Linked DNA regions of Mus musculus: region 2 is linked to region 1. The links are chromatin loops, found by intact Hi-C in ENCODE. Cell type or tissue: gastrocnemius. All regions are shown on one strand. Each heading gives the region's core, and the rest is flanking DNA. Links, peaks and the distances in the headings are about the cores only. Region 1 has its middle 15 kb from the start of Gm26104. Region 2 overlaps Sdccag8 (serologically defined colon cancer antigen 8).

Region 1 (16,428 bases), core at 3,599-11,598:
TTTAGTTCAAAGGAATACTAGAACCACAAATAAAACTAATTAAAACGATTGAATGTTTCTAGAAGCATATATATATATATATATTCTGTAGGGGTATATGTATTTGTGTGTGTGCGTGTGCGTGTGCGTGTGCGTGTGTGTGTGTTCACACATGACCACACATGTGTGGAGGTCAGAGGACAACTTGTAGGAATCCTTTCTCTGCCTCCACTGTATCCTAGGGTTAGAAGTCTTCAGGTTTGGTGGCAAGTACTAGTCATCGCATCAGCCTAACAGACCTCTTTAAAATATGGGTTCTACTTAATATCAAAATATGGGCACTTTCTGATACAAATAATAGGTACAAAGAATTCATTAGGAGAATATTTAGTATCTGATGGGATTGATGGGAAGTCTAGAGAGCTAGACTTGGAAAATATAAATCCAAGAGTAAGAGAAGTGCCCCAGAAGGTCATGGCACATGAGCAACCAGTTTAGGGGATGGCTATTACCAGTGGTCCTGTACCAAGCTGCCCACTGCATTTTGAGTTCATCCAGCTGGATCCAGCCTAGGATCTGTACCCATGCCTTTCCTCTGTTCCAGGCTTCTTTATGCCCTCTGAGTGACCTGGACAATTTGGAAAGCAAAGCCTGGAATTCTTACAAAATGAGAAGGTTGACCTTATTCTTCTCAATTCCTTCTCATTGTGCTTCTGGCCTCGGGTAGAAATATACCAGTCAACGGCACCTAGGGACGGCAAATCAGATTATCTCAAGGTTTTTCAGTTCATAGACACTGAAATTTGAGTCAGAATCAAGGTGAGCCAAACACACAAATTTCTTCTAACTGTAGTTCTTTGAACTTTGTGGGTTACCCACTTTATTCATTCCAGGGAGGTTTGGGGAATATTGTATTATCACTCTGCTCTGTTAGCTATTTCAACACTCTAACCATAGCACCTTAGGGAAGGACAGGTTTATTTTAGCTCACAGGTTGAGGGTACAGACTACTATGGAGTGAGGAGGTCGGGGGGAGAGGAACATGAGGTGGCTGGTCACATCAGATCTGCAGTAAGAAGCAGGCGCAGTGAGAATAAGTAGGTAAGCAGCTCCCTGTCCCCTTTTGATTCAGTCTGGGCCCCCAGCCCAGTGGTGCCAACCACGTTCAGACTAATGGCCATTGGTCTACTCGGTAGCCTGCTCTCTCAAGGGCAGGCTAAGCAAGCAGCTTCTCTGGTGATTCTAGATCATGCCAAGTTGACAATAGTAATGGCCATGCCTACTTAATCCCTTCAATCACCTACGTCAGATTTGTAAGTTCAGTAAGGCTCACAAATCACACAACTTTCCCCCAAACCACATGGCTGGTACAAGAAGGGCCAAGCCCAAAGACATTAGATTCCAAAATTCAGGATATTTTTACAACTTCAGTAGAAAGCCTTACTGGGAAAAAAATTAATCACACATCCTCAAAGTTATGATACAGGGAAATTAGAAGTCCCTTGTTGAGGGGTTCTTAGTCTCATTAATAAAAGATTTTAAGAATGAACCCAAGTAAAAGCTCAAGAACAATATTATTAAAATTTTTAATTGAAAAGTTTGCTTTCATATAGTATATTTTGATCACATTTCTTCCTTTTCGCAGCTCCTTCCAGCTACTTCATACCCCCCATCCACCCAACCCCATACCTTTTTTCTCTTTCTCCAAAACAAACAAACCAAGAAACACACAAAATCAGAAACAAAAATGTGTGAGGAAAAGAGCAATAAGACACAAAAGGTCCTAACAAAGCTATAGGAGACAAAAAACAAAAACAAAACAAAACAAACAAACAAACAAACAAACACCCTACAAAAATACCATTGCACTCATTTTGTGTTGGCCATCTGCTCTTGAGCATGAGATCTACTCTTGAGAAGGCTAGGCTGACTCCATGACAGGCTTCAAATTGGCAGTGAAGGAGACTAGGCCTAAATTCCTGTTTCCAAGAACTCAGCAATTCCAGGCAAGACCAGGCCTCACAGGCTGCCCAGCCACCTGGCTTGAGGCAAGGACAATGGGTCAGCAGCAGTTTCCAGACCCCCAAAAGCAAGTTTCCAGCCCCCACACCCCGGTAATGGAATATCCTAATGGAATGTCGGTAGAATCAATCGACCCAAAAAATTAACATAGAGGTCACCTACCTCAGAATTCCCTAATGTGCTTTAAAATCAGGGCTGAAAGCTCATTTGGATGTCTCTCTATTCTGGTAATGGGAGACCCCAGCATGCTGGACTTCTGTAGAATAAAACACTCTTTGTGTTTACATATTATTTGAGTCTGGGGTTTCATTCTTTGGAGAATCATGGACCCTTACATTCTGAAGTTTGGTTAATATAGCCAGTGAACCTCATTGAAGAAGACCAACTTTTCCTGTACAAGTAGGTATCCATTGCAGATAGCTTCTTGATTAGGAAGGGAAACTTGTATCCATTTCCCCTCTCTCAGAGCTGGGAACTGTCTGCCTTGAATGTGTGCAGATTCTGTGCATGCTGCCGTATCTCTGTGAGTTCATATGTGCATCAGTCCTGTTGCATCTGGAGGACAATTTCTTTAGAGTCATCCACCACCTCTGCAGTTTTCTGTCTCCTCATCCTGATCCCTGAGTGAAGAGTTTGATGAAGACATGCTATTTAGGAATGAGTGCTCCAATGTCTCTCACTCTCTGCATATCGTCCAGTTGGAGGGGTCTCTGTGTTAATTCCCATCTAAGAAAGAAAAAGTGAGTGAAACACAGATATGTGTCCGAAATCCCTTTCTTTTATTAGATTTTAAAGGAATAACTCCAGGACCATCAGACTATAATCTACAGTGGAGGCTTGCGGAGGGAAGGGGAAAAGCCACACTGTTTAAGTGGCCACGAAGGTTAGACACCATGGCCAACAAGCAACCACAGGATGGGGCAGAGATGTGGAGAAAGAGTGAGGAAGCCCATCATATTGGGGGAGGGGATGCCAAAGTGTTAAGGAAAACATGCTGAGAAGAAAATCAGAAGAGAAGGAAACATTACAGGAAAGTAGGCAAAGTTAATGCCCAACACTAGGATAAAAGTTGTCAGTAGTCTGAAATTCAAATGTAAGCAGGCATCCTGTGTTGTTCACCCAGGCTAACAACCTGCAGAGACCCCTCTCTGGGTACACCTTCAAGCCCTGTCCTGTTCCTTCCCAGCACTGTCCTGGAGAGGGACTGAGAAGGCAGTGTTACGCAAACAGTCATCTAAAAGGGAGATGATTTCTGTCACCGTTTGAAACAAGCTTAGGGTTATTGTTTCCACTCCAACCTGCAATTGGTGCTCCTGTTCATTATAAAGAAGTGTGGGGCTGTGTTCCCCTTTGTATAGTCTAAACATACATTTGAAAATATGTATGTGGGACCAATGTGTGTTGTGTGCACGTGAATGTGCCAGTGTGCATGCTCACACAGGGGTCAGGGGTATTTTCTGTCACTCTTGCCTTATTCCTTTTAAGATAAAATCTCTCACTGAGCTTGAGGCTCACCACTTGTCTTCACTCCCAATATCTAGAATTACATCACACACATAACCCTATGCCCACTGCTTTATATGGATGCTGGGGGTGGGGGTTAAACTCTGTCTTCACATCTGCAAAAACAAGAACTATTTCCTACTAAGCCATCTCTCCAGCCCTTATTGTGGCCTAGTATCCTGCTACACTGGCTGAAAGGAGTGGTGTAGAAATAACACGACAGAGACAGGAGAAAGCTTGTTCTTTCTTGAGAGATACCTGGGATAGTGACACACTTCACAGGCCCTGTATAAGTGCGTCTCTGTGGCTCCATCCCTTCCTATCATGAAATGGTGAGACTTCAGGCTGCAGCTTGTAGCACATGCAGGTGACGATGGGGGACTTGAGCAAATTCCTAAGGGAACAGTACAGTTAAACCCAACAACTCAAGTTTCCCTTAAGTGAAAACACCACAGGCTTCCCTGCAGGAAGGCATTCTGTTTTCTAAGTCACAAAGCTTTTATGAAGACTAATAAATTAATGTTGTCAGTGGTGACTGGGAACTTTGGAAAGCTATGGCGTGTTTTAGAAATAATTATTGAGATATTTAGTATGGACCCTACAAAACAGAAATACGAACTAGAAGACTCTTATGAGGCACATTGTGGAACTGAAGAATTGGGCTTTAGGGTTTTTTTATACTGACTGAAATGTCATAGCTGAAAAGGACTAGTGACCACATTTTATGTACCATAACATTAAAATAATCATCAAATAGAAATTTTTTAATAGGCAAAGAATCCAACCTATGGCATAGTCCTAGTAATAACAAGAGCCATGACATCACATTATAATTATAAATATTTTAATACCTGGAATAGAGCTTGCCAAAAAAAACCGCATTTGCTTTCATACAACATATTCTGATCACACTTCCTCCTTTCCCCAGCTCCTCCCAGATCCTTTGTATCCCACCCACCCAACTCCATACCTTTTTTTTCTCAAATAACATATTTCTCCTAAGACATGTGGAATTTTTTTAAAGGTTCTGGCTTTTTTGTTTTTTTGTTTTGGTTTTGGTTTTGGTTTTTTTTTTTTTTTTTTTTTTTTTTGGTTTTTCGAGACAGGGTTTCTCTGTATAGCCCTGGCTGTCCTGGAACTCACTCTGTAGACCAGGCTGGCCTCGAACTCAGAAATCCGCCTGCCTCTGCCTCCCGAGTGCTGGGATTAAAGGCGTGCGCCACCACGCCTGGCTAGACATGTGGAATTTAATAAAGTATTAGTTTAAACAAACCAAAGCAGTGTCTGTCACATATTTAACATGACTGTGCATTATACATATCTGAAAATAGGACGTCAATGCATATCTTTTCAGTATTTACCCCAAACTTATTTATTTCCTTAGATTCTTTTTATCCACAGAGTCTATATTAGTATTTCCTGAAAATGTGTCAGGAGATACCACGAAAGTAGTTTGGGAAATATCAGTGCTGGATAAAAAGACACAATGGAATTTAAATATTGAACCTATACAGTACTACATTTTAAAAAATATTTATTTTTATTTGTATGCATGTGTATGTATGTACATTTGCATGTAGTGCCTTCAGAATCCAGAAGAGGGCAACAGACACCTCCACTTCTGAAGCTAAAGCGCCAGATGTTTGTGAAATGCCTCAGGTACTAGGAACTCATATCCTCTGTCAGAGCAGCAAGTGACTTTAACCACTAAGCCATCCATCCCCACAGAACTACTTTTGAAATGAGTCTATACTAGCGTCTTGTGTAACTGAAGAATTAGGCTTTAATTTTACTTATTTGTTTGTTTGTTTGTTTTTTATTGCTTGAAATGTAAGCACTGCACAGGACTGGAACTTAAGGCTGTTTGTTATTTTGAAGTTGGTGTCTTCTTTGATCACAAGCCATACTTCTTAGCCCTCAACCACCTCACCCTGTTATCATTTGTGGCTGTGCTTAATAGAAAGTTTTAATTTAAAACCTAAAACAGTTAGTTTAAATTTTTCTTTAAACATGAGTATGTTTTTATGTTGTTCTGTTTTTTTTTTCTTGTTGTTTTTGTTTTTGTTTTTTTTTTTGTTTTTTGGTTTTGGTTTTTTTTGGTTTGGTTGGTTGGCTGGTCATTTTGTATTGGTTTCTCTGTGTAGTTCTGGCTGTCATCAAACTCTCTCTGTGGACCAGGCTGGCCTCAAACTCATAGAGATCCTCTTGCCTCTGTCTCCCAAGTTCTGGAATTAAAGGTGTGCACCACCACTGCCAGCCAGAGCGTATTTTTAAAGGGTTTCTTATAGAAGAAAAAAATGGAACACTCTTCAGATATAATGATTCAAAACAAGATCTTGTCATTATGTGTTTGTAGACATTGGTTTATAGTCATAGTAATTAATGAAAATAACTAAAAATTTCAAACTTTTCAGATGGAGAATACTATCTAAATTTTTGTGTTTTATTTTAGTTATAAAAATATCAAAAAATTGTAGCTTGTATATATCAATGACTTTACTTAGCATCAGAGCTTTGGGTATATTTGTATATGTGTATTTTAGAGGTTGACTTGTAATTAAAGATACTTTCAGATTAAGCAGATTTAACATGGAAACCTTTATCCCTGAAGTAATTTACCTATAATTTCTATTTCTACCAAGATGCAGTAACATAGGCCAAATTTATCATTCCCAAGCAGCAGACACAACATACAAAGCAGTAAGTTTCATATGTACATAGACATAAAGGAGGGTGATTGAGAGGCTCATGCAGATATGTTCTAAAATTGTCCCCATTTCTTCCCCAGAGGGAGTTTCCGGGTTTGGCCTAGAGAGAAGGCTTCCTTTAAGGCCTAGCAAGATCAGAACTTGGTATCCAGGCAGCTAATGTTTACAAAGTATACAGGGAAGAGAGAACTTAACAGAGACGGTGTGTGTGTGTGTGTGTGTGTGTGTGTGTGTGTGTGTGTGTGTGTAAAGATGCCTGGAGAGCCTTCTTCTGAATCCTGAGAATACATTTCTAAGGAAAGGATCCTAGGGTCATTGTCTAGGAATACTTTGGGTTTTTGCTCCCCCTGGTGTTAATCAGTTTTCTGTTTCTATGACAAAATGCCTGATATAATCTATTCAAGATAAATAATTTTTTGTCTCTCAGTTTCCAGGGTTTAAACAAATGGTTGGTTTGGCTTTCCTGTTTCAGTGCAAGACTGAAGCAAGGCAGGCACCATGGGGGAGAATGCATGAGGGAGCAATCTTGTGCAACATGTAGCGGGCCACACCAGGGTCTAAATAGCTTCAAGGACATAATCCCAGCCACCTAGCTTCCTTCTACTAAGGCCTATCTTCCATTGGTTGTAACACTTCCCAATAGTGCCACAGTGTATCCACCATGGGCCTTTGAGTACATTCAAATTCTAAAATATAATACTTCTAACTAGGTTAGAAAAACATCATAATTCATGTACTGTGTATATCAATAGAAGGATTTTGCATCAATATAGAGATAAAATTAACTTGAGACTAAAGACTTTGCTGATCCCATGTAATGAAGATTAGCCTAAAAAGAATCTTATGAGAATAAAGCTCAAGAATGTTTTAGGAATACAAAGTTATCCATCACTCAAGAAAAAAAATGTTTAGCATCTAGCCAAATTTATTAGGCATGCCAAGAAGCAGCAAAGTGTGACTCACAGTGAGCAGAAAAACAAATTAATAGAAATAGACCTTGAAATAGCAAAGAGAGTAGAACTGTTAGACAATGAACATCAGACTGGTTATAAATACTATGGCCCATTTATTCAAGATAGTAAAGAAGAGATGAAGCATATTAAGTAGTTGTGAAAGATATTAGAAGCTCTTTTATATTTATTTATAAGAGGCACATGCCTGCCATGTGTGCATAGGTCAACTATATGCAGATGGTATTTGATTTCTTTCCCATCCTGAGAGTCACAGGGATCAAACTTAGGATGTCAGGCTTAGGGCAGATGTCTTTACTCACTGAGAAATCTCACCAACCCATAAAAAGGTATTTTTTAAAAAGACATTGATCAAACTACTGAAGATCAAAACTGTAAAGTCTAAGATGAAAGAGATATTAGAGAGATTAGTGGTGGATGGGCACTTCAGAAGGAAAGATTAGTCCACCTAAAGACTACAATAGAAGCTAGCTTAAAAGAGGAGTACAAGGGGAAAACACTTAAAAACGAATGTAGCCTCAAAGCAAAGTTAGGGAGCTAAGTTCCGTCTATTTGGATCCTGGGAATAAGAGGTGAGTGGGAATAATGGGGGAAGATATTTGAAATAGTCATAATCAAAACCTTTGTAAATGATCAGCTTATAGACATAAGCTCTAAATCCCCAAACACCAGAAATAGGAAGAAAACAACATTAAGGTACAACATAATCAAACTGCTGAACACAGTTGAAAAGTCTAAAAGTAGTCTGTGGTGATGTCCCAGGGTAGAAGGATACCCAGGGAACCCCCATCCTCTCAAGAAGGGGGGAGGGATGCATGGAGGGTGTCTGGGAGGGGAGACTGGGAAGGGGAAGTGTTTGATGTGAATAAATTAATTAATTAGTTAGAAATAAATAAAATAAAGCTAGTCTGTGAATTGGGAAATAGAAGAAAATCCTTCCAGAACTCAGAAAAAAAAAGTGCAGGTTGCCTTTCTGTACCTACCATGTCTCTCACGGTTAACCAAGGGCTCCAGAGTGTGCCCCGGCCTCTCCTGCTTAGTAATACTTTTCTTCCCAACTGCTGCCATTCCACTGGGAAGCATTTGCCCATAGCAACCATAATAATGAAGGATTTCCAGAGGACCAGAAGCACTGGAAGGTTTTATAGAAGACAGAAATACAGGTATGGATGCTAGAGAGATACAGACAGAGATAAATTTAGAAATGGAGACAAGTATGATAGGGGCAGAGGTGGAGATCTTAGAGAGGGAGACAGAGACTGGAGAGGTGAAGAGAGAGACAGAGATGATAGAAATAGAGATGACATAATAAGAACTAGGGATGGTAGTGATGGATGTTGGAACGTAGACACAAAAACACGGGATCCAGACAGATAATGATGGCAGAGATAGAAAAGAGACAGGAGGGATTTTAACACAGAGATTTTAACCTTACACAGTTATGGGTTCATTACTGGTGACGTCATCTCTGAAAGGCTGTTATTTTCATCTCTGATGCTGGGGTCTCCAGTCCCTAGAGCTCAGAACTGGGAGAAAAGACGGATGTACAACGAAGACAGTGAAGACATGAAATACACAAGCTTGTGTTGGAGCCCACAAAATGGACTGAAGTCCACACCCGTACTGCACTGCCCCTGATGGTGTAGGTATGAAGTGGAAATTTCTAATTTCTTTGGAAACCCAGTTGTGTCAAGTGATGGTTTCTGGAAGCTGTCTTGTGAGAGGATGTTTTGCTGAAGCAGACACATGAGAGGGTATGTGACAGTTTGCTGGAGCAGATGCTGAAGTAGGCACGTGTTGTTTGGAAAGAGTATAAGTAGAACCCCACAGACAGTGACAGGGTGCTCTTGCACTGTGACATCGTGCAACACTTGGCTGGTCTTTTTGCTGGTCTTCACTGGCCATGCAACGCTTTGCTGGTCTTCATAGAAAGAAACACACCAAGGAATTCCTCGTGTTATTCCGACTGATTCTTGCTGCTTCCGCTTGAGCCACTGCCCCTGATTCATGTTAGGTGTCTGTTATTGGACTGGACTGCCACTACTGATGCATGTTTGCTGTTTACTATTGGTGTAGACTGTTGGTATCCTGATATTAAAGAGTTGAATTGTTCCCAAACCACCCACTCCTGATTCCTGGCCCTGGCATTCCCCTATACTGGGGCATAGAACCTTCACAGGACCAAGGGCGTCTCCTCCCATTGATGACCGACTAGGCCATTCTCTGCTACATATGCAGCTAGAGCCATGAGTCCCACCGTGTGTTTTCTTTGATTGGTGATTTAGTCACAGGGAGCTCTGGGTGGGTACTGGTTAGTTCATATTGTTGTTCCTCCTATGGGGCTCCAAACCCCTTCAGCTCCTTGGGTACTTTCTCTGGCTCCTTCATTGGGGACCCTGAGCTCCATCCAATGGATGGCTGTGAGCATCTACTTCTATATTTGTCAGGCACTGGCAGAGCCACACAGGAAACAGTTATATCAGGCTCCTGTCAGCAAGCTCTTGTTGGCATCCACAATACTGTCTGGGTTTGGTGGTTATTTATTATATGGGATGGATCCTCGGGTAGGGCAGTCATTTAGTCTCTGCTCCACACGTCTCTGTAACTCCTTCCATGGGTATTTTGTTCCCCCTTCTAAGAAGGATTGAACTATCCATGGTCTTCCATCTTCTTGAGTTTCATGTGTTTTGTGAATTGTATCTTGGGTATTCTGAGCTTCTAAGCTAATACCCACTTATCAGTGAGTGCATATCATGTGTGTTCTTTTGTGATTGGGTTACTCTACTCAGGATGATATCCTCCAGATCCATCCATTTGCCTAAGAATTTCATAAATTCATTGTTTTTTATAGCAAAGAACTAGTTCTAAACAGGTGCGTGACTCTGGTTGGTGGGCTAGTGTTGCAGCAAATCTCCTTCCAAATATACCCCAGCAATGAAAACACGACACAGTTAATATGATAAATGCTGCGCGCCTAGATTGGGCAGATCTACTGCTATACTACCATCTTCCACAGCTCATGAGACCCCTTAGAACTCACCGTTTCTTCAGGCCATGTGCTTCTGCTATGCTTTTCTTCTTCTTCTTCCTCCTCCTCTGCATCCTCTCCCTCTTCCATTTTCTCCTTCTTCTCCCTCCTCACCTTCCACTCCAACTTCCCTTTTATCTGCCCAATCATCAGCTCTCCTTTATTTTACCTATTAAGGTGGGAAGCAGGTTTACAGGAAATCACCTGAGTGCTGACTCATTCCTTGTTCGAATCCACTCACAGGAGGATAGAATTAACATCAAATATAATTAGCCCCAGGGCTATCCACAACAGGCTAGAAAGGAGGCTGAAGTATTCAAGAACCCTAAATAAAGTAGGCTTTAAAAACTCTAAGCCTACAAAGTTATACTGCCAAAGTCAATGATATTGTGGAGCTGAACATAAATGCAGGAAAAAAACTGAAAGAGAGACCATAGAAAGAGCCCTGTCTTGTTTTTTTTAACAAAGTGAGCCAGCAGGTAAGTGAAAAGAAGTGCCTTATAGGGCTGGCGAGATGGCCTCGTGGGTAGGAGCACTGACTGCTCTTCCAAAGGTCCTGAGTTCAAATTCTAGCAACCATATGGTGGCTCACAACAATCTGTAATGATATCTGATGCCCTTTTCTGGTGCATCTGAAGTCAGCAACAGTATACTTATGTATAAAGATAATTTTTTTTTTAAAGTGCCTTATAAACTACGTGACTTGCTTCCTCACTAAGCTTCAATAGAATTTTATGCTGTGGTCTATCCTTACCAGATATCCAGTCAATAAGAAAAGGAATCTAGCTAAATGTAATTCAAGCTAAATTTGCCCAAGCTAAACTGACTCATTAACAACAGCAACTAAACCACAGCAACTATAATGGCATTTGTAGGGGTAACCGAGATTTTCCAATTGCCCATGCACTTTCTGGTCCCAATTAGTGTTATCAATCAGACATGCATCTGTGGGACGTCTATCGAAGCTTGTCAAATAATGAATTGTTTGGTAATCACCTTCCCTGTGTTTAGAAATTCTACCTGAACACTGTGATAAATTTGCCATGCGCAAGTGGCCCGTGATGCCTTTCACTGATGAGACAACTTACGGATTTTTTTTTAAAGCAAGCTAGTTCTATAAACCTGGTCAAACCTTCTCTTAATCAAGGTGCATCTGAAGGACATGGTAGAGACCAGCTGGCAGCAGAGCACAGGGCTGGGGTTGACAGGAAGACATATTTCCACATATAGTTCCATATCTACATTCTTAATTCTGAGGAGTTTCAGAAACTCATATTTCTGTGTCAGGTTCCTCATGCATATAAAAATCACTGATACCTCCTCGATCCTTGAAGTACTCGGTAAAAAGAGAATGGCATTCTGGGAAGGATCAACCTGATAAAAAAGCAAACCAAGAATGGGGACAGGCTGAGGATCCATGCAAGGCAGAATAAACCCAGGTCCTCAACCAACATCACTGAAAAACACGGGTGGTGAAAGAACCTAGTGGGGAAACCCCCACTCAATTCCTGATTCGGCGTGCACCCAAGAATCATGAACAGACAACCATCTTGATGTAAAAGCATGAGGTAGTTTAATGATGGAGCCACAGGAGACAGAGGTGTCGACCATATGGCGGAGCCATAATGGCAGAGTTCCGGGTCGAACCGAATCTCACGTAGGAAATAGTGGATTTGACCCCGAGGCTTGGAAGCTAGGGACTTTTATAGAAAAGGGGTGGGGCTGGGGGAGAAATTGGCGCGGTTTCACATGATTGGTCCATTTAAACATCAACAGACTGTCAGAAGAGCGGGAGATAGGGAGGCACCAGGCCAGTCAGGACATGTAACGACGGACCTGCCCGGGCATGTCCTGGCCTGTTCTGCTATGTTCTCAGCCCCAGATTTCAAAGCTCACAAACAACTCTTTGGGCTATTTGACATAAATTACATGAATCACAGGTCTCAAGTTTTATTTCCTTTCAGTGGCCCGCCTCTTTAAAATAATTATGCGCTGAAGAGCTGCACTTAGGAGGCACAGAGAGATCTCAACCTGGTGACAGAACCGCTTTTGTGCAGGAATGACTAACCGTTTTTCATTCTCCAGGATGAGATATGAGGTGCCTGTTTGTCGCTGATTGAGGACTGATGAGGTCTTACTATTACCCATGAAGCGTTAAATAACAAATGAGTAACTTATAGATGTGAACAACATTGGTGCTTGAGGTTTGGTGTAGGGAAATGTGTGGTGAGAGACAGCCAAAGCCTTTCTAAGACAAAGAGTAGAGAGTTGCAGTATAAAGGATGGAGAGTATGCTTTGGGAGCTGGGGATAGCTCAGGTAGGAAAGTGCTTTCCATGCAAGCATGGGGACTTGAGTTCAAACCTCAGGATTCATATAAAAATCTGGGTCTTGGTTGTTTGTGATTATTGTCCCAGCAAGGAAAGAAGAGACAGGAGAATCCCTGGGGCTTGCTGGTCAACAGGCCTATCCATGCACATGGAAAAAAATTAAAATATAGAAAAAAGATTTTTTTTCCTCCCTGTTGCCCCTGCTTAAAATTATGATTGGCCTTGGATAATCTTATTTGGCTTGTTGGAGAATTTCAAATGCTTTGTATTATCAGTATCAGTCATGAAGAGCACAAGTAGGCCTCCATAAGTCTTCTACATTGGGCACCTAATGAATCTGTGATGCAAGCAATTCCCTGCCACATTGCAATTGTCTACTTTTCCTATTCCTTCAATTCTGCACCCAAGAAAATACAAGCATGTGCTCTTTTTTTCAGAGATTGGTGATAGGTTATTGGCCGTAAGTCTTCCTCCAGGCTACCCATTTTAGACTATAAATATGCAGTTCTTCCCAGTATGAACTTCCCTCATTCAGTCATTTGGACTTGGCCATGCATGGAACTGCCTGTGCTGATTAGATAGGGGTAAAGATGAGAGTTTTGGAGTTCTGCACAGGAGCTTTAAGAAGGCCCATGTGTTTCCTTTTTCCATTTGGGTTTCTGCCATTTTTGGAGTAGAACATGACTCAGTTGGTCCTCTAGTGCAAGGAAGACAAAAGATTTACAGGACTGCCTCCAGTTCCCAGCCAAGCAATGCTGAGCTGAGATCAGCCCATCCTGAGCTAATCCCAGCTCCCAAGCATGCCAGTCGTTTATGCTGTCTGTTAGGCAGCCAAACAAAGCCAACAGTTCAATAATTTTCCAAGTCTCTGTGATATTCCAGACAAGGATTAGTATCAGGGCCTACATAGATATGCAAAGTAGATTCTTATCTCCTGACGGTCTCATCTCAACCAGATGAGCTCTCTCTTCTGTCTCCTCATAGAACAGATTCCCAGGCTACCCGGTCTCCTGCTCCAATATCATCATCTTAGGTCATAATTTCCATAGCATTCTCCTAATTGGTGGCTGTCACAGTGCCAATCAAGAAAGCTAAGAACCCATTACGGAAATTCTCATTAATGTTTGGCAGCCAGATTTTCAAAGAATGCTTTCTTTTCTCCGAAAATCAAAGTCATTAAAAGATCACTTTAAACACGAGGTTCTGGAAGAGCTGCATATGTATCTCCATGCAACTGAGTGTTTTTATTTTCTTTGTCTAGGATGCTGGATGTCTCTGAATTGTTCATGTCCAATCTCTTCCATTTGTGACTCACAAAATGATGACATCAATAGTCTATAGACCAGTAATTGATAAGCCTTGCCAAAACAGCAAATGTTCTCTGCATGTTAGGGCAGGTCTAAAGTTTTAGCTACTTGGAGGTTGAAGCCAAACAATTCTTTGAGCCCATGAATTAAAAATAGTCTGAGCAGCATAGTGAGACTCTGTCTCAAAAGAAAAATGGTCAAGCTTTTCTTAGGGTCCTTTAAAAAATAATTTGGTGTAAATTTACATGAATCTCATCCTTGGAAACTTATAGGAAGAACTGTTTAACTAGGTCTTAAGCTCTGCAGGCCATCTTGTTCCACTTCTCAATCTCTTGTCTGGACCACCCTGAACATCTGGATATTTTTCTGTACCTTCATAGGTCATCAGTGAGTGGACTTTGAAGGAACTGACCAGTTTACCACTGTCTAGATCCTGACCCTACCTGCTTCTCCTGGTTCACTGACTCCCTTAAACCCCAGGGCCCTCAGTATTATGCAAGTCATCTGCCTTTACATCAGGACTTAGAATTCTCCTCCACACACAGCCACTTCACTTGACTCTCCAATTCACTAACCATCCATTGAAAAGTACAGCCAATGGGAGATCATACCCCAGACCAGTTTCTTTTCTATGGTTTTGATAGAGCAAACCTTCATTTTGGTTGATGCTTCAACCCATCTTAAGGAGGAAGGAAGGAGGGAAAGGATAAGAAGGAGGAAGAGGATGAGAAAGAGGAGAAGGAGGAGAAGGAGGAGGAGGAGAAGGAGGAAGAGGGGGAGGAGGAGGAGGGGGGAGGAGGAAGAGGAGGAGGAGGAGAAGGAGGAAGAGGGGGAGGAGGAGGAGGGGGGAGGAGGAAGAGGAGGAGGAGGGGGGAGGAGGAAGAGGAGGAGGAGGGGGAGGAGAAAGAGGAGGAGGAGGGGGAGGAGAAGGAAGAGGAGGGGGAGGAGGAAGAGGAAGAGGAGGGGGAGGAGGAAGAGGAGGGGGAGGAAGAAGAGGAGGGGGAGGAGGAAGAGGAAGAGGAGGGGGAGGAGGAAGAGGAGGGGGAGGAGGAAGAGGAGGGGGGAGGAGGAGGAGGAGGAGGAGGAGGAGTAACTGAGACCCAACTTCCATCTGTCAGTAATAAATGACTTGCTGCCTTGGAATAGACCCGGGTAAAGCAGAATCAAATGCCATCCTAGAAATGTCAACAGTCACAGTACAATAGGCAGGTTTACAATGCACATCAAAACCGATTAGAATTATTGAGGTGCATTCCAGGTTACAGAGCCGCTGGCTGGTGTGAAGATCAATAAATAATTCTGGCACATGGTGAATTTAAATTACATCGCCATTTGTAACTTGGTGTTCATATGCTGATCAGATGCCAGCTACTTGATGTGGTTATAGTTTTTCCTTGCCTGTCTTAAAAGGATTAGACACTATCCCAGGAGCACCAAAGAGTATTCTGAAGAGACTTAAGAAAAAATGAGATTCAAGTCTGACCTGCATGCTTAGAAACCACTTTCAGATGTGGAGTAGACCTTGGCCTTCCTTAGCTTTGTGAAGCAACTTCTCTCTTTTGTCACTGCCTCCTCTGGGAATTTGCCTTATCTAGAGGGCAGTTAACATTAACTATCACTGAAGTCAGTGCAATTAGAGGACAAATAGTGGGGCCTCTAAAGTGACATTATTCCAAGTAAACTGAATCCCAAAGAATTAGCCTACTGTTTGGATTTTTAATTTTCCCAATGGCTCATGTAATAAAGGTTAATTCTCAGCATCTCACTGTTGGCAGATTGTGGCAGATCCGAGTGTGAAGTCTTTATATCACTGGGAATGTATCCTCAAAGGCTGTGGGGCTCCCTCTCTTTTGTTTCCTGGATATGAAGTAACTGGTCCTGTTCTCACCTTTTTGTCTTGGTGTGTGACCAACCGACTGCAAGAGCAAAAGCTACAGGACCGACCAGACCTGGGTTAGAATCTCAAAGCTATGTACCTAAATAAACCTTTCCTCTACTTGAATTTATTAGTGTCCTGGGTACTTTGTTTGAGTGACAGATAGTTAACTAGAACAAGTTTCATAAAAAAAAAAAAGCCAAGTATGATAGATCAAATGACAGTTTTAATTCAATCAGGAAGGTTATCATTTAGAGGACTCCTATAAAAAATACTTTTGTAAAGCTGAAAATTCGCCTGTAGTATGTGTGTTAAGTATACATTACACTAAGTACAAATTAAATAAGAATGCTCAGAACATGGTTTTGGATGCAGAATTAATTTGGATTTGCTCCAATGCTTGTTGATAGCTCGGTCATATCTCTGAATAGTCAGTCTCCATATTCTCCCAGTGCAGGCAACTGACAACTGAATTCTCTCAGCACCTGCTTCATGCCTTGAACTTTTTGTTTGTCGAATGGATGAACATCTTGAGGGTACATTAAACAATATAAAAGCAATTTATATTGTTTAATACATAAGCCAAGGGATGTATGCCTTTCTTTGGTACCAAGAGGCAATTTTAAATGAAAATATGCATCAGCTTTTGAAAAGGTTTAACCATGTTTAAGAATGACGGGTCTTCTGGTGGTAAGTGACATTACC
Region 2 (16,428 bases), core at 4,866-12,865, 140 kb after region 1:
TAAGTAAGTGTGCCTTGTGTCCGGATCTTTGGCCACGGAGGACATTGTATCTATAAGGGCATGTGTCCTTTGATCTGATGGGGAGTCACATACAGTTAACTTCAACTCCCAATAAACCAGAGTTTAGATGGTCCCTTCTCTGTAGCTTTCATGAAGAAAGAGTGGCGAAGGTCGGGTCCGCCAGCCATGGGGAAACGTCTTAGTTCAAATCTCATTTGAGGTAAGAGGATTGAAATAGGTAATCCTCATGGGTCACGCAGTTCAGTGACTGCAGTCTCAACAGCCTTCTTCACAAGATGGGTGTGACTGCACCTCTTTAGATTGCGTCGTGTCTTGGATTTACAGTGTGGTTTAGGCAGAATGGGCTATCAGCACATCTTCTTCACGTGCCTGTTGCAGAGCATATTCTGATGTCACAGGAAGAGGATGCAGCTGTCACAGCATCAGCAGAGGAAGGCTGACTAGGGGGTGATTACAAAGAAGCTATGTTCAAATTCTTGCCCAGGCTGAAATACCACAGGCCCCCATGTGCATTTCGTGATCTAGTTTCACTCTCCTGAAGGAAGTCTTTTCTCTTCTGTAAAATTTCATTCAGTAGAAATTGAAAATTATTGGTTATTATAAAATCCAGTGCTGTTTTGCAGTCTGTGCTTTCCTATGCTCATTAGTCTTGACCCATCTCTGTCTGCTGTGCTCATCTCAGAAGCTCAAACTGCATTTATTTCCAAGTTATTCCCTCACTAAGTCCCACCCAGTAGGTCCTCAACTGACTTCATGCTTTCCTCTGAATCTTTAGAATACATCATGTCCACTTGAGAGCCACACTGAGGTCTTGTTTATTGCTTCAGCTCTGGGTCCTGCCAGAGTCCCTGGCCTTGTTGTTCACTCAGTGTTCATGTTCTGACTGGTAAGTCAGAGATCCCATAGGCAGAATTGATATACAAACATGGAATGACTGATCATTAAAGGCAGGCAGATATTCTTTACAACAACTTGCTTTATTGCTCTGAATGGAGTTTTCTATTCTGCTATTTTCTGGGAAAATATACAAAGGCATCTTTACCTTATGAACAGGAGCACTGAGCTTTGACACAGACTGCCTTGGATGCATAGTCTAGTTCTTCCACTGTTTGCTGTGTAATTTCACTGGGGTTGTCTAGCCTTTCTGGGTCTCTGTCTTCTCACTTTTAGAGCATATGAGGTGTTTGGGACAGTAGTTGAGATGATATCTATACAGTGCTTCTTTGTAAATGCTCAGCGTTCTTCTGCTGAGCAGTATCTACATACTAAACACCAGAGCCTCTGCACTTCACAGAGCATAAGAAGGTTTGATGTTTCTGCCAACGGTGACTTCCACACACGATTAATGTACTGACTGCTGTACAAAACCCAACTTGCCAGTAGGGATGACTGGTAGCTGATGGCCTTGATTTTGCTAAGTATGTTGTGAGTTATTATTAAAGCTTTTACATATATTCAATAAAACACACACATGCACGCACACACACATGCACACACACACACACACACACATATAATATTTTTCCTACCCAAATAATAGTGAGTGTTATTTGACCAGGCCTGAGCTAGGTAATTGAAAAACATAGTCTCCTTTAATCTTAAAATGCATTGTGTAAGGCAGGCACTGTTATGTGCATTTATAAGTTGGGAAGCAGTGGCTCAGAGAAATTAAATTTTTCTTTCTATTTGATAAAAATAAAATAGAACTGTACTTTGCAAACTGAATTATGTATAAAGAGCCAAATGTAGTTCAGACTATAAAAGTATTAGAAGTAAACTGATAGCTTTGGACTTGTATCCTCAGCATGACATGCAAAAGTGAAAGTCATAAACAGCAAAAGATTATTCCCTTGAGTCATTAAAAAATGACCTCATGGGCATCGGGGGTGGTAACCCACACCTATGGTGACCGAGCTCTGTAGGCTAAGGCAGAGGATCCAAGCCAGTCTGAATATAGAGCAGGATCCTGTCTCACAGAGCGTAAGGTTCCTTGTGTAGCTCAGCGGTGTGACACTGATCCACATGTCCAGGGTCTAATTCGCAGCACTACAGGACAATTTTAATTAATTGACTTAATTTACTTAAAGTAAAATATTGCCAATTATAGTAAAAGACTGGGAACATGCTTGCCACGGGTAACTAACTACTAGAGTATGTAAGCAGTTTTGAAATAAAACATGGCAGACTGTCCAGTTGCACTGTGAGTAAGGGGAAGAGGCTGGTAAGAGAGGAAGCTGTCAGTTATCAGAAGATATTTACACGACTAAGAGCAGCCTACTCCATCGGACTGGCCATGACTAATGGTGGATGATTCCACTGAGACCAGGATTTCCGTGCCTTGCCGGTGGCACAATGAAATCAGCACAGCTACTTTGCAGGATGATGTAGCACTCTCTATTAATATTTAATTTATGTGTTATAGTTTCCTACAAAGAAAAGGTCATGTACACACATTAGAGCATCATAGAGAATGCTTTTGTAGCATTATTTGTAAGGGTGTAAAAGCCTGAGCATCCTTCAAAAGAAAGAACTAAACTGTGGTATATGTCAGCTATGCCGATTTATGGAAGAATCGGGGCTGGAGAGATAGCTCAGCCAGCACGCTGCTTGCTGCAAAACATGATGCTCTAAGTTCAGTCCCTGGGAGCCCAGAGAGTGGAAGGAGTGCCCTGAGTCCTATAAGCTGTCCTCTGGCCTCTACAGTGGTACTGTGGCACATACATGTGTAACACACACACACAGTAAATAAACGTGAAAACTTAAAAATTGTATGCACAGCCACACACAGAGTTCACACAGATTTTGTATATCCACATACACATATGTGAAGACCCATGTGGTCTAGTGTGAGCCTAACTCCAAAGTAAATAAATGACCTAGGATAACAGCAAAGCAAAACCATTTGATTTTCTACTATATATCATAGTAGATACTTTCTCTAGGGTCATATATGTATAGAGAAAAAGATTTGAAAGAATGCACATCAGATATTTAACAGTAGTTAACACTGAAAAGGTAGAAAGGGGCCACAAGGATTCAAGATTTGTTTCAGTCTTTAATCCCATTGGTCTTTAATCTAATTTTACATGGAGATTATGAAAAAATATTACGATGATGTTTTATAATAAGTAGATGTCAAAGGCAGTTTTAACTAGTCAGTCTAGTGGAATCAACCAACAAATAAAATCAGCGTGCACCTCTATAGCATTGGCCTTCTAGGCTGTAGAGAACATGTCGAATGAGAGTCACATTGATTTATATTGACTGAGTGTCTGAGGGAGATTACAGTGTTTATATTGATCGGATGTCTGGCTTTTGTTTAGAAAGTAGATTCTTGTCATTTATGAATTCTACTTTTGTTATCTTAAATTTGATCTCAGCCTTTGAGAGGAAGTGCTGGCCTACTTAGTGCACATTTCTGCTGTGTCAGCAATGTGGCCTTATGTTCCACTTCAGTCACAGAATAGGGCGAAAGGTTTCTGCTTTTCTTATTTTTATGGATTGTAAGACTCCCTTTGTGTAATCTGATATTTAGACCTTTCCAACTTATTAGTGCACAATGCTGCCTACTGAGCATGCCGCTGACTTTGAAAAGCATCCAGCATGCCTTGGGTTTGGATTTCTAGTTTTGTGTACTTAATGTCAGTCAGTGCGTGCTACATGATTTTAATGTAGGATTTGGGAACTGAACCTTAAATGTGATAAATCCAAAGAGCTTGCTGGAGCCTTGAGAAACATGAACTTGTGAAACCAGTCGCCAGCTACTCCTTCCGCACTCCAGCAAGATCTCTTCTGGATATGTGAACCGTAAGTGACATGTGGTAGACAGGGAGGGCGTGAGGCATACCACGGGGACCAGACCACCCATGTTTCTGTGGTGCTCCACACTGGGGATCGTAGTAAGTCACTTAAGATGTGTTAATATTGCTTGTGTTTTTAAAGTTGGTTTGAAATCTTCTGAAGTGTCTTCCACTCAGGCTGCTTTGTCCCATAAAGTAGGTAAAAGCAACGCCAATTTCTTTTATTCTCTTTCATAATGATCAAATTTTAATAGTTTTCAGGTGGTAGTTGAAAATTCTTTAGAGAAATCCTGGATACTTTTTTTTTTTTTGAGGAGAAATGATTCCAGTAGTGCTGTCCTGGGTTTTGGTCCATTTTGTGATCATTGGCAGGCTTCTGTCCAGCTGGCATTAAACAGCTGCAGCAGGGAGCTTTCCAAAAATGAGGCACAAAGAAATGTTTCATCAGCCTTCTAGACTTTCCTTAAAGACAGGAGTAATGATGCTTGTTAAAACGCTGTTTACTGCAAATGCATAAAATTGACAGTGACTTAAAGCATTATTGCCTAGTAGTTCTGTATTTCCAGATGAGGTTGATTCATATTTCTTTTATTTATTTATTTATTATATGATTTTTTTCTTTTCTTTTTTTAAATTTAATTTTACTTGTAATTCATTTTTTACACTCCATATTCCATTCTCCTCCCCTCTCCATCCACCCTCCAGCTGTTCCACATTCCACACTTCCTCCCCACCCCACCCCATCTCCACATGGATGCCCCTACCCCCCACCCCACGTGACCTCTAAACTTCCTGGGGCCTCTGTTCTCTTGAGGGCTAAGTGCTTCATCTCTGAATGAACACAGATCTGGAAGTCCTCTACTGTGTGTGTGTTAGGGGCCTCATATCAGCTGGTGTATGCTGTTTGATGGTCCAGTGTTTGAAAGATCTTGGGGGTCCAGATTAACCAAGACTTTTGGTCGTCCTACAGAATCGCCCTTCTCCTCAGCTTCTTTCAGCCTTCTTCAACTCAACCACAGAGATCAGCAGCCTCTGTCTATTGGTTGGGTGCAAATAACTGCATCTGACTCTTTCAGCTGCTTGTTGGATCCCTCGGAGGGCAGTCATGTTAGATCCCTTTTTGTGATTCATGTTTCTTAAAGCAACCTTCTCCTATGTGTATTTACACCCACGGCTGACGTTTTCAGGGTCTTCACCTGGCTTCCCTTGCTCCGACAGTTCATTAAGTTTCTGATGTGCTGCACTCATAGTGTGTGCAAGGGCTTTTCCAGTACAGCCCCATCCCTACCCTCACAGGTTGTGTTCTGTGTGTTGTCTTTACCCCTGCCTGCTTTCTACCTGGGCTGTGGAGTACTGTGAGTTCAGTTCATGGGGCTGGCTCACCTTCACCAGGAAACGCCCTGGCTGAGACCCTGGGGTGATCATGTGCTGTTTTTAAGTTTTTGTACAACTTTGCCTCAGAAGATGATGTCGCATGTGTCTGTTCCACTGTGTCCCTTTGTCCTCAGGCCTAACACTAGTTTTGTCCTCTGGACACAGCCTCTGAAGGAGGACGCACCTGCCCACAATCCACCTGGCTACCTGCCATACTATTGTCACATTTCTGAATACCCAGTAGTCTTGACAAATGCAAGAGGAAAGTGTAGGGTGCAAAGTGGGAGATCAGCTAAGAAAGTGACAGGCAGATGAAGATGGGGGTAGAAGGAACCAAGGCTCCCCACTGACGAGCCCAGGCTGCCACCAAGAGCTCTTTGTTTCCTGAGTATACAGTGTTGGGTAAGGAGTGGAGTTGAAACACAGCCAAAGGCGAGATGCAGCGCTAAGTGTAGGACCCTGAGCTTGCCAGGATGGCTCTCCATAACCTCCCATGGCCATAGGAGGCGCTGGAGTGGCTCACTCCCACCCGTGCAGATGTTTGTTTGCCATCTCCTAAAAGATGATTTTAATGAAATGTCTGTGTTTGGGGCTCATTTGTAATGATTTTCTTTGGCTTAAGGGTTGATGAATTTATATCCTAAAGCATCTTGAACTAGAAGAATTAACGTTTACTTTGCTCTTCTAAATAATAACTTGACTTTTTCCATGTAAATCTTACAACATTATTACTGGGAAATCTCTTTTGGTATCACTTATGAAGTCTTCCTGTTATGGATGTCCTTAGTCATACACTTGAGCTTTTTAGTTTATTTTAATATGGAAAGATAGTAGACTCATAAACAGATTAAACTATTCTAAAGTAGTTTAATTTGTGGCTTTAATTTTACATGTATTTTTTATGTGCATGTGTTTGTGTGCACACATGCATTCCATGGCAGAGAGCCTCTCTCGGGAGTTGTTTAACTCCTCCCACCATGTAGGTCCTTGGCATGAGACTCAGTTTGTCATCCCCAGCAGCAAGCGCTTTCCCCACAGTGAGTCATCTTGCGGCCCCGTACATATGTTCTTCTTGTCATTTATTTTGTCTAGGATCTACTATGTGACAAATACTACTCTTGATAGAGGGTGCCCTGAAAATAAACTAAGTGGCTTAAAGCTATCTCCGTGAGAAGCAGAGGTGGTCGCTCTTGGCCTCGCAGGGTCAGTTAACTTGTTTTACATTCACTGGGCAGCTTGCCGTTCTCTTTGGGGCTGGGAACCTCGTCCTTGTGATAGAGTAGTATCAGGGCAGAGAAAGGATGCCACCGAGCTATAACGTTTTTGCTATTCAGTAGCTCTCAGGGAGGCGAGCACATGATTCTCAGACTGCTTTGTGCTCCTAAGGGTGATTTTCTTCCAGGTTCATAGGTCCTTGTCATTTGTGTATCCCGGTTTATGTTATTTACACTTTTGTTTTGAAACTCAAATAAGTACAAATTCTGTTTTGCTTGCATTCCTTTTTTACTTTAGAATGATAAATCTGCTTTTGAGTCTCTTACTCTCCCACATAATTATGCCTCATAATATTCAATCAGAACAATTTACTGTTTTTTATTTCACTTAGGATAAAAATTAAGTAATTTTCATGGATTTAAAACAAATCAGGAAGCTCATCACCATTCCATGAATTTTATGCTATTTGTAACAATTTGTGGTTTAACAAAAAGAGCTTTTATGAATGTGTTCAGCATTACATGTTTCTAAAACTGTGTGTGACTATTTTCCAAATACCACAGATAGTTTAAAATCTTTTCTTCGGGAGATTTGTGGAGTCATTAGTTAGTTTAGAAGGGTATTTGGAATCAGTGTTTGCGATCTTCCAAACCACTCTTCAGTGCTTGCTTGCAGCTTGCTTGCTTGCAGCTTGCTTGCTTGCAGCTTGCTTGCTTGCAGCTTGCTTGCTTGCAGCTTGCTTGCTTGCTTTTCTTTCCTTTTTCTTTCTTTTTATCCCAGTTGCTTCTTCTCTGACAGTTTATAATCTGGCAGCGGGTTGACGCTGCATGAGAGAGCTGGTCATGTTGATGGCGCACAAGATGGCACATGTACAGTCCAGCATGCTTTTCACTCTGCTTTGTAGATGTAGACAATTTACCACCTCATTTCTCTCATTGGCACCGTGGGTATGTACAGTTTTAAACTATATCTTTATTTTGCATATACATGTGCTAGCTTGTCTGCATGCTGCATGGGGTCCTGAGAGACCGAATGTAGATCTGGTCGGGAACCACTTGGTGTGGGTGCTGAACCCAGGTCCTTGTGAAGAGCAAGTTCTTCTCCCTGAGCTGTCTCTCTAGTTCCCCCTACTACGGATTGTTGTACAGTGATAAGTTTCGAAATATCCTGAGAGTTTGTTATGGAATTCGTTTAACCCGGGAAATTGGATCTTAGCAATTTTTCATGTCACAACATTGGTATTCTGCTTACTCAACAAGCAGCCCAGCCTAGTGGACATCTGAGGCTTATTAAGGGAGGGGTGGAGCTTGCCCAGGATTCAGACCAGTAGCCAAGATTTTGTTCAATTAGAGTGTCAGCTCCTAAAAGATACAACTGGAGGGCTTGAGGGGTCCCATAAAAATACCCACTGAAATAAAAAGCAGAAATAAACAGCAGACTTCATAACTAGCTGAGAGAATTTGACTGGGGGTGGGGGAGATGAAAATGAGGCCACGGAAGGATTAAAAGGAAGTGTGTCCACCAGTCCTAGCAAGCCAGAGTAGACAGCACGTCAAGGCCTTTGAACCCCCACCCCTGCCTGCTAACGAGTGAGACCAAGGTTTCTCTTCAAATATTCTAAGTCTTTCACATAGACTTCCTCATTGGTAAAGCTGCCTTTGATGTGCGCACTCTTCTGAACTTGGTTGCCTGTCCCAGCTCCTTCACTTCCCTTTTCTAAGTCATTCCCTCTTGCTGAGGCCTCTCTCTGTGGTCCTGCATATGCCAGCCATTTCCAAAAAAGGGTATTGTCCCATGCAGATGTGGTCCTGCCTGGAATGCCGCAGTCCTTCTGCCACTCTGCCTGCCACTTGCCGAAGGAGGACAGAGGGTCGTTCTCTGGGTGGTGCTTGATGCGTGCTGAGCAGGCCCGCCATAGCACTTCTAATACACACGAGTGCTTCCCTTTCTTCATTTCTTACCTGGTGTGTTCTTTTTGTGCTGACAGAGAGAGAGATGACTTAATGTCTGTGCTAGTCTCTGTGCGGAGCAGCTTGGCAGAAGCGCAGAAGAGAGAGACAAGTGCCTATGAGCAGGTGAAGCATGCTGTGCAGATGACAGAGGAAGCCAACTTTGAGAAGACCAAGGCAAGTCTGATGGGTGGAAAGGGATATAGCACACAGCCACTTTCCACATGTGTATTTCTCTGATTATTTTTTACAACTGAACTAATTGCAAACACACAAAACAGATGTCAGTCCACAAATGTTGACTTCTCTAAATTAAAATATATATATATTATTTGGAGAGTTCTTATTCTTCTGTAAATATTTCTGTTCTGCCACTACTCAGAAGTGTAAAATAATGTGGGAAAGTGCTTTGGGAGACCTGCTGGTGTGCATAATCTTGTTTACAGATAGGTAGTCACTACAGGCAGCCTCTGATGGTTTAGTCTAGCTTCACTTCTGGCCTGAGCATCTCTCAAGACCTAAGGAGCATCCATGGCAGTCCTCTACTGCCAGGAGTGGAAGGAGCTCAGCTCCACCTCCCTTATCAGGAGGGACTGGAAACTGAGCCAAAGCCTGCCCTTCCCCACTGTGATCTACCCATCAGATGCAGCCATAGCTGTGGGAGAGCATCTCACCCAATACCTTTGACTCTGCATCTTCCCTCTCTCTGGTTACTTCTTTCTTTATCATTTCCTTCTCCACAGCCCTCTTTTCTTGCTGAGAGGCAAGCTCCTTTTCCAGTCTTTCTGTCTGCCTCTCCAGCTCACTCTTCAGCTGCTCACACTGGATCAAAGCCTGCAGGCAAGAGAGCGAGAAGGGACGTCAGGAGTGGGAAGGCACACCAGGGAGAAAAGAGGCAATGATACCCTTTTTTATTTAAGATAGCTCAACCCCCATCTACCGATATTGAATACTGTATTTTATTATACACAGACACATTTTTAATAAAGTCCCTTAGTATCACTTACAATTTAGTCCACTCCCATTGACTAGAAAACAACTTTCTGTTATCAGGATGGACATTTTACAATGCCAATAAAAGTTCATAATTGAAAAAACCAAAAATTTTCCTTGAACCAAAATTGCCTATTATGTGTTTTCACAAATAAAAACTCTCTCGCTACCATCATCGATAGCATCCAAACATAAACTAGGATTTCAAAGTTATAGTTTAAAAGCCTCAGTGAAGCTAGGGAGCCTGGGTATCTTGGTCTTGTTCCAGTTATTTGTGCCTGCAGCATCTGCCTCACCCAACTTTAATTTCCCTATCTTTTTGGTGGTGTCTTTCCGGGTAACATTCTTGTCACCCTTGGTCAAGTGCAGTCGGGCTTTCAGCAAGTTCCAGATTGTGTTCGTATTGAACTGTTCACTTCCTCAGTACCAATCCAGGGCCCACCCTCCTTTTGTCCTCATCACATTCACCCTCATGCAGTAGCTTTGGAAGTGTCAGCTGTCCTGTCTTTACGGCAGTCTTTTTCTTCTCCTGCTTGGCTGGCACGGTCCTCCTGTGGGTCTTCTCTGTGTGGCTCTGTGAGGAACTCTTGGGTCTGGTTTACTAAACCCAAGTGTGGCTTCCCAGTCCTGCCCGCCACAGTGTCCGATCTCTTGAGATTCATTCCTCCTTCATCCATTTCCTCCTTCATCCATGGCCACTGAACACGACATGTGGCTTTTTCCTGTCACTGCTCTAGCTTGAGCTACATCTGCTGTGAGCATCTTCTACACAGCCCCACTTTCTATCTACTGCATCTTTGCCGTTGGTTTGCTCACTAATACTACTTTGCCAGCAACTCAGACGTATAGCATTTACAATATCTTCAGCCCCTGCCCACACCTCACCATGACTCCAGTCCCCTATGTGCCCACCGTTCCCCTCCCACACTCTGCTGAGCGTTTACACCACGTGTGCAGACTATTGCTGTAGCGTCCTGACTGCCCTCCTGGGTTCCCCCTGTTCCAGTGTGTCCTTTCCACTATCTTAGGTTTTCTGGGTTGTAACTATCTCCCTAGGGAATCCCTCTCCTGAAGTATAGGAAGAGATACGTTTCCATGCATTATCTTCCACCACACTCTTTCGTGCAGATCCAGCATGTGAATTCTAACAGCATTAGCCTGAGCTCTCTGAGCCCGTGCAGGCTGCTCTGTGCATGCATAGATGGCACACTTGATCCTCATAGGAGGCACAGTTCAGGTGGCACTCTTTGTAGACATCCCTGTGTCCTGTTTTTTTAATATTTTTTATTAGGTATTTTCCTCATTTACATTTCCAATGCTATCCCAAAAGTCCCCCATACCCTTCCCCCCACTCCCCTACCCACCAACTCCCACATTTTGGCCCTGGCATTCCCCTGTACTGGGGCATATAAAGTTTGTGTGTCCAATGGGCCTCTCTTTCCAGTGATGGCCGACTAGGCCATCTTTTGATACATTTGCAGCTAGAGTCAAGAGCTCCGGGGTACTGGTTAGTTCATATTGTTGTTCCCACTATAGGGCTGCAGATCCCTTTAGCTCCTTGGGTACTTTCTCTAGCTCCTCCATTGGGGGCCCTGTGATCCATCCAATAGCTGACTGTGAGCATCCACTTATGTGTTTGCTAGGCCCCAGCGTAGTCTCACAAGAGACAGCTATATCAGGGTCCTTTCAGCAAAATCTTCTAGTGTATGAAATGGTGTCAGCGTTTGGATGCTGATTATGGGATGGATCCCTGGATATGGCAATCACAAGATGGTCCATCCTTTCGTCACAGCTCCAAACTTTGTCTCTGTAACTCCTTCCATGGGTGTTTTGTTCCCAATTCTAAGAAGGGGCAAAGTGTCCACACTTTGGTCTTCGTTCTTCTTGAGTTTCATGCGTTTAACAAATTGTATCTTATATCTTGGGTATCCTAAGTTTCTGGGCTAATATCCACTTATCAGTGAGTACATATTGTGCGAGTTCCTTTGTGATTGGGTTACCTCACTCAGGATGATGCCCTCCAGGTCCATCCATTTGCCTAGGAATTTCATAAATTCATTCTTTTTAATAGCTGAGTAGTACTCCATTGTGTAAATGTACCACATTTTCTGTATCCATTCCTCTGTGGAGGGGCATCTGGGTTCTTTCCAGCTTCTGGCTATTATAAATAAGGCTGCTATGAACATAGTGGAGCATGTGTCCTTCTTACCGGTTGGGACATCTTCTGGATATATGCCCAGGAGAGGTGTTGCTGGATCCTCCGGTAGTACTATGTCCAATTTTCTGAGGAACCGCCAGACTGATTTCCAGAGTGGTTGTACAAGCTTGCAATCCCACCAACAATGGAGGAGTGTTCCTCTTTCTCCACATCCTCGCCAGCATCTGCTGTCACCTGAATTTTTGATCTTAGCCATTCTGACTGGTGTGAGGTGGAATCTCAGGGTTGTTTTGATTTGCATTTCCCTGATGATTAAGGATGTTGAACATTTTTTCAGGTGCTTCTCTGCCATTCAGTATTCCTCAGGTGAGAATTGTTTGTTCAGTTCTGGGCCCCATTTTTTAATGGGGTTATTTGATTTTCTGGAGTCCACCTTCTTAAGTTCTTTTTATATATTGGATATTAGTCCCCTATCCGATTTGGGATAGGTAAAGATCCTTTAACAATCTGTTGGTGGTATTTTTGTCTTATTGACGGTGTCTTTTGCCTTGCAGAAGCTCTGCAATTTTATGAGGTCCCATTTATCAATTCTCGATCTTACAGTACAAGCCATTGCTGTTCTATTCAGGAATTTTTCCCCTGTACCCATATCTTCAAGGCTTTTCCCTTATTTCTCCTCTATAAGTTTCAGTGTCTCTGGTTTTATGTGGAGTTCCTTAATCCACTTAGATTTGACCTTAGTACAAGGAGATAGAAATGGATCAATTCGCAATCTTCTACATGATAACAGCCAGTTGTGCCAGCACCATTTGTTGAAAATGCTGTCTTTTTTCCACTGGATGGTTTTAGCTCCCTTGTCAAAGATCAAGTGACCATAGGTGTGTGGGTTCATCTCTGGGTCTTCAATTCTGTTCCATTGGTCTACATGTCTGTCACTATACCAGTACCATGCAGTTTTTATCACAGTTGCTCTGTAGTACAGCTTTAGGTCGGGCATGGTGATTCTACCAGAGGTTCTTTTAACCTTGATAAGAGTTTTTGCTATCCTAGGTTTTTTGTTATTCCAGATGAATCTGCCGATTGCCCTTTCTAATTCGTTGAAGAATTGAGTTGGAATTTTGATGGGGATTGCATTGAATCTGTAGATTGCCTTTGGCAAGATGGCCATTTTTACTATATTGACCTTGCCAATCCATGAGCATGGGAGATCTTTCCATCTTCTGAGACCTTCTTTAATTTCTTTCTTCAGAGACTTGAAGTTCTTAACATACAGATCTTTCACTTCCTTAGTTAGAGTTATATTATTTGTGACTATTGAGAAGGGTGTTGTTTCCCTAATTTCTTTCTCAGCCTGTTTATCCTTTGTGTACAGAAATGCCATTGACTTGTTTGAGTAATTTTATATCCAGCTACTTCATTGAAGCTGTTTATCAGGTTTAGGAGTTCTCTGGTGGAATTTTTAGGGTCCCGTATATATACTATCCTATCATCTGCAAAAAGTGATATTTTGACTTCTTCCTTTCCAATTTGTATCCCCTTGATCTCCTTTTGTTGTCTAATTGCTCTGGCTAGGACTTCAAGTACAATGTTGAATAGGTAGGGAGAGAGTGGACAGCCTTGTCTAGTCCCTGATTTTGTGGGATTGCTTCCAGCTTCTCACCATTTGCTTTGATGTTGGCTACTGGTTTGCTGTAGATTGCTTTTATCATGTTTAGGTATGGGCCTTGAATTCCTGATCTTTCCAAGACTTTTATCATGAATGGGTGTTGGATTTTGTCAAATGCTTTCTCAGCATCTAAGGAGATGATCATGTGGTTTTTGTCTTTGAGTTTGTTTATATACTGGATTACGTTGATGGATTTCCGTATATTGAACCATCTCTGCATCCCTGGGATGAAACCTACTTGGTCAGGATGGATGATTGTTTTGATGTGTTCTTGGATTCGGTTAGCAAGAATTTTATTGAGGATTTTTGCATCAATATTCATAAGGGAAATTGGTCTGAAGTTCTCCATCTTTGTTGGGTCTTTTTGTGGTTTAGGTATCAGAGTAATTGTGGCTTCATAGAATGAGTTGGGTAGAGTACCTTCTGTTTCTATTTTGTAGAATAGTTTGTGAAGAACTAGGATTAGATCTTCTTTGAAGGTCTGATAGTACTCTGCACTAAACCCATCTGGTCCTGGGCTTTTTTTGGTCGGGAGACTATTAATGACTGCTTCTATTTCTTTGGGGGATATAGGGCTGCTTAGATCATTAACCTGATCTTGATTCAACTTTGGTACCTGGTATCTGTCTAGAAACTTCTCCATTTCATCCAGGTTCTCCAATTTTGTTGAGTATAGCCTTTTGTAGAAGGATCTGATGGTGTTTTGGATTTCTTCAGGATCTGTTGTTATGTCTCCCTTTTCATTTCTGATTTTGTTAATTAGAATGCTTTCCCTGTGCCCTCTAGTGAGTCTGGCTAAGTGTTTGTCTATCTTGTTGATTTTCTCAAAGAACCAGCTCCTCCTTTGGTTGATTCTTTGAATAGTTCTTCTTGTTTCCACTTGGTTGATTTCGCCCCTGAGTTTGATTATTTCCTGCTGTGTAGTCCTCTTGGGTGAATTTGCTTCCTTTTGTTCTAGAGCTTTTAGGTGTGTTTTCAAGCTGTTAATGTGTGCTCTCTCTAGTTTCTTTTTTGTAGGCACTCAGAGCTATGCGTTTTCCTCTTAGAAATGCTTTCATTGTGTCCCATAAGTTTGGGTATGTTGTGGCTCCATTTTCATTGAACTCTAAAAAGTACTTAATTTCTTTCTCTATTCCTTCTTTGACCAAGGTATCATTGAGAAGAGTGTTGTTCAGTTTCCATGTGAATGTTGGCTTTCTATTATTTATTTTGTTATTGAAGATCAACTTTAGTCCATGGTGATGTGATAGGATGCATGGGACAATTTCAATATTTTTGAATCTGTTGTGGCTTGTTTTGTGACCAATTATGTGGTCAATTTTGGAGAAAGTACCATGAGGTGCTGAGAAGAAGGTATATCCTTTTGTTTTAGGATAAAATGTTCTGTAGATATCTGTCAGATCCATTTGTTTCATAACTTCTGTTAGTTTCACTGTGTCCCTGTTTAGTTTCTGTTTCCATGATCTGTCCATTGGTGAAAGTGGTGTGTTGAAGTCTCCTACTATTATTGTGTGAGGTGCAATGTGTGCTTTGAGCTTTACTAAAGTTTCTTTAATGAATGTGGCTGCCCTTGTATTTGGAGCATAGATATTCAGAATTGATAGTTCCTCTTGGAGGATTTTACCTTTGATGAATAGGAAGTGCCCCTCCTTGTCTTTTTTGATGACTTTGGGTTGGAAGTCAATTTTATTAGATATTAGAATGGCTACTCCAGCTTGTTTCTTCATACCATTTGCTTGGAAAATTGTTTTCCAGCCTTTCATTCTGAGGTAGTGTCTGTCTTTTTATCTGAGATGAGTTTCCTGTAAGCAGCAAAATGTTGGGTCTTGTTTATGTAGCCAGTTTGTTAGTCTATGTCTTTTTATTGGGGAGTTGAGGCCATTGATATTAAGGAAAAGTAATTGTTGCTTCCTGTTATTTTTGTTGTTAAAGTTGGCATTCTGTTCTTGTGGCTGTCTTCTTTTAGGTTTGTTGAGGGATTTTTCTAGGGCGTGGTTCCCGTCCTTGTATTGTTTGTTGTTTTTTTTTTTTCTTTGTTATTATCCTTTGAAGGGCTGGATTCGTGGAAAGATAATGCGTGAATTTGGTTTTGTCATGGAATACTTTGTTTTTTCCATCTATGGTAATTGAGAGTTTGGCTGGGTATAGTAGCCTGGGCTGGAATTTGTGTTCTCTTAGTGTCTGTATAACATCTGTCCAGGCTCTTTTGGCTTTCATAGTCTCTGGTGAAAAATCTGGTGTAATTCTGATAGGCTTGCCTTTATATGTTACTTGACCTTTTTCCCTTACTGCTTTTAGTATTCTATCTTTATTTAGTGCATTTGTTGTTTTGATTATTATGTGTCAGGAGGAATTTCTTTTCTGGTCTAGTCTATTTGGAGTTCTGTATGCTTCTTGTATGTTCATGGGCATCTCTTTCTTTAGATTTGGGAAGTTTTCTTCTATGATTTTGTCGAAGATATTTGCTGGTCCTTTGAGTTGAAAATCTTCATTCTCATCCACTCCTATTATCCGTAGGTTTGGTCTTCTCATTGTGTCCTGGATTTCCTGGATGTTTTGAGTTAGGATCTTTTTGCATTTTCCATTTTCTTTGATTGTTGTGCCGATGTTCTCTATGGAATCTTCTGCACCTGAGATACTCTCTTCTATCTCTTGTATTCTGTTGCTGATGCTCACATGTATGGTTCCAGATTTCTTTCCTAGGGTTTCTGTCTCCAGCGTTGCCTCACTTTGGGTTTTCTTTATTGTGTCTACTTCCCTTTTTAGGTCTAGTATGGTTTTGTTCATTTCCATCACCTGTTTGGTTGTGTTTTCCTGTTTTTCTTTAAGGACTTGTAACTCTTTAGCAGTGTTCTCCTGTATTTCTTTAAGTGAGTTATTAAAGTCCTTCTTGATGTCCTCTACCATCGGGTCTAGCTTTTCGGATGTGTTGGGGTGCCCTGGACTGGGAGAAGTGGGAGTGCTGGGTTCTGATGATGTTGAGTGGTCTTGGTTTCTGTTAGTAAGATTCTTATGTTTACCTTTCGCTATCTGGTAATCCCTGGAGTTAGTTGTTATAGTTGTCTCTGTTTAGAGATTGTTCCTCTGTTGATTCTGTTACCCTCTATCATCAGACCTGGGAGACTAGTTCTCTCCTCTGAGTTTCAGTGGTCAGAGCAGTCTCTGCAGGCAAGCTCACCTCTTACAGGGAAGGTGCACAGTTATCTGGCGTTTGGACCTCCTCCTGGTCAAAGATGAAGGGCCAAAACAGAA

What was found. A loop is a pair of places that touch in the nucleus more often than their neighbours do. Peaks named below come from ENCODE experiments on the same cell type or tissue, not always from the same donor. Only the 100,000 strongest peaks of a DNase experiment are listed, where the experiment ranks them.
Region 2: a loop joins it to region 1, with 10 times the contacts of the local background. A loop is called at or near these places in 39 of 42 quality-filtered maps.

Annotation. Positions count from the first base shown.
Region 1 is chr1:176,707,484-176,723,911 of GRCm38, forward strand. No RefSeq gene overlaps it. Among named protein-coding and RNA genes, the nearest start is that of Gm26104, 15 kb to the left of the region's middle. In gastrocnemius, for the core only: a CTCF peak has its summit at 5,103 (motif pointing right); a DNase peak (open chromatin) is centred at 5,108.
Region 2 is chr1:176,845,367-176,861,794 of GRCm38, forward strand. It overlaps Sdccag8 (serologically defined colon cancer antigen 8), which reads left to right. Exons shown (of 18, transcript NM_029756.3): 8 at 1-3; 9 at 8,398-8,536. Among named protein-coding and RNA genes, the nearest start is that of Sdccag8, 39 kb to the left of the region's middle. In gastrocnemius, for the core only: no CTCF peak of the experiment used is centred there; a DNase peak (open chromatin) is centred at 8,951; H3K27ac peaks cover 751 bases.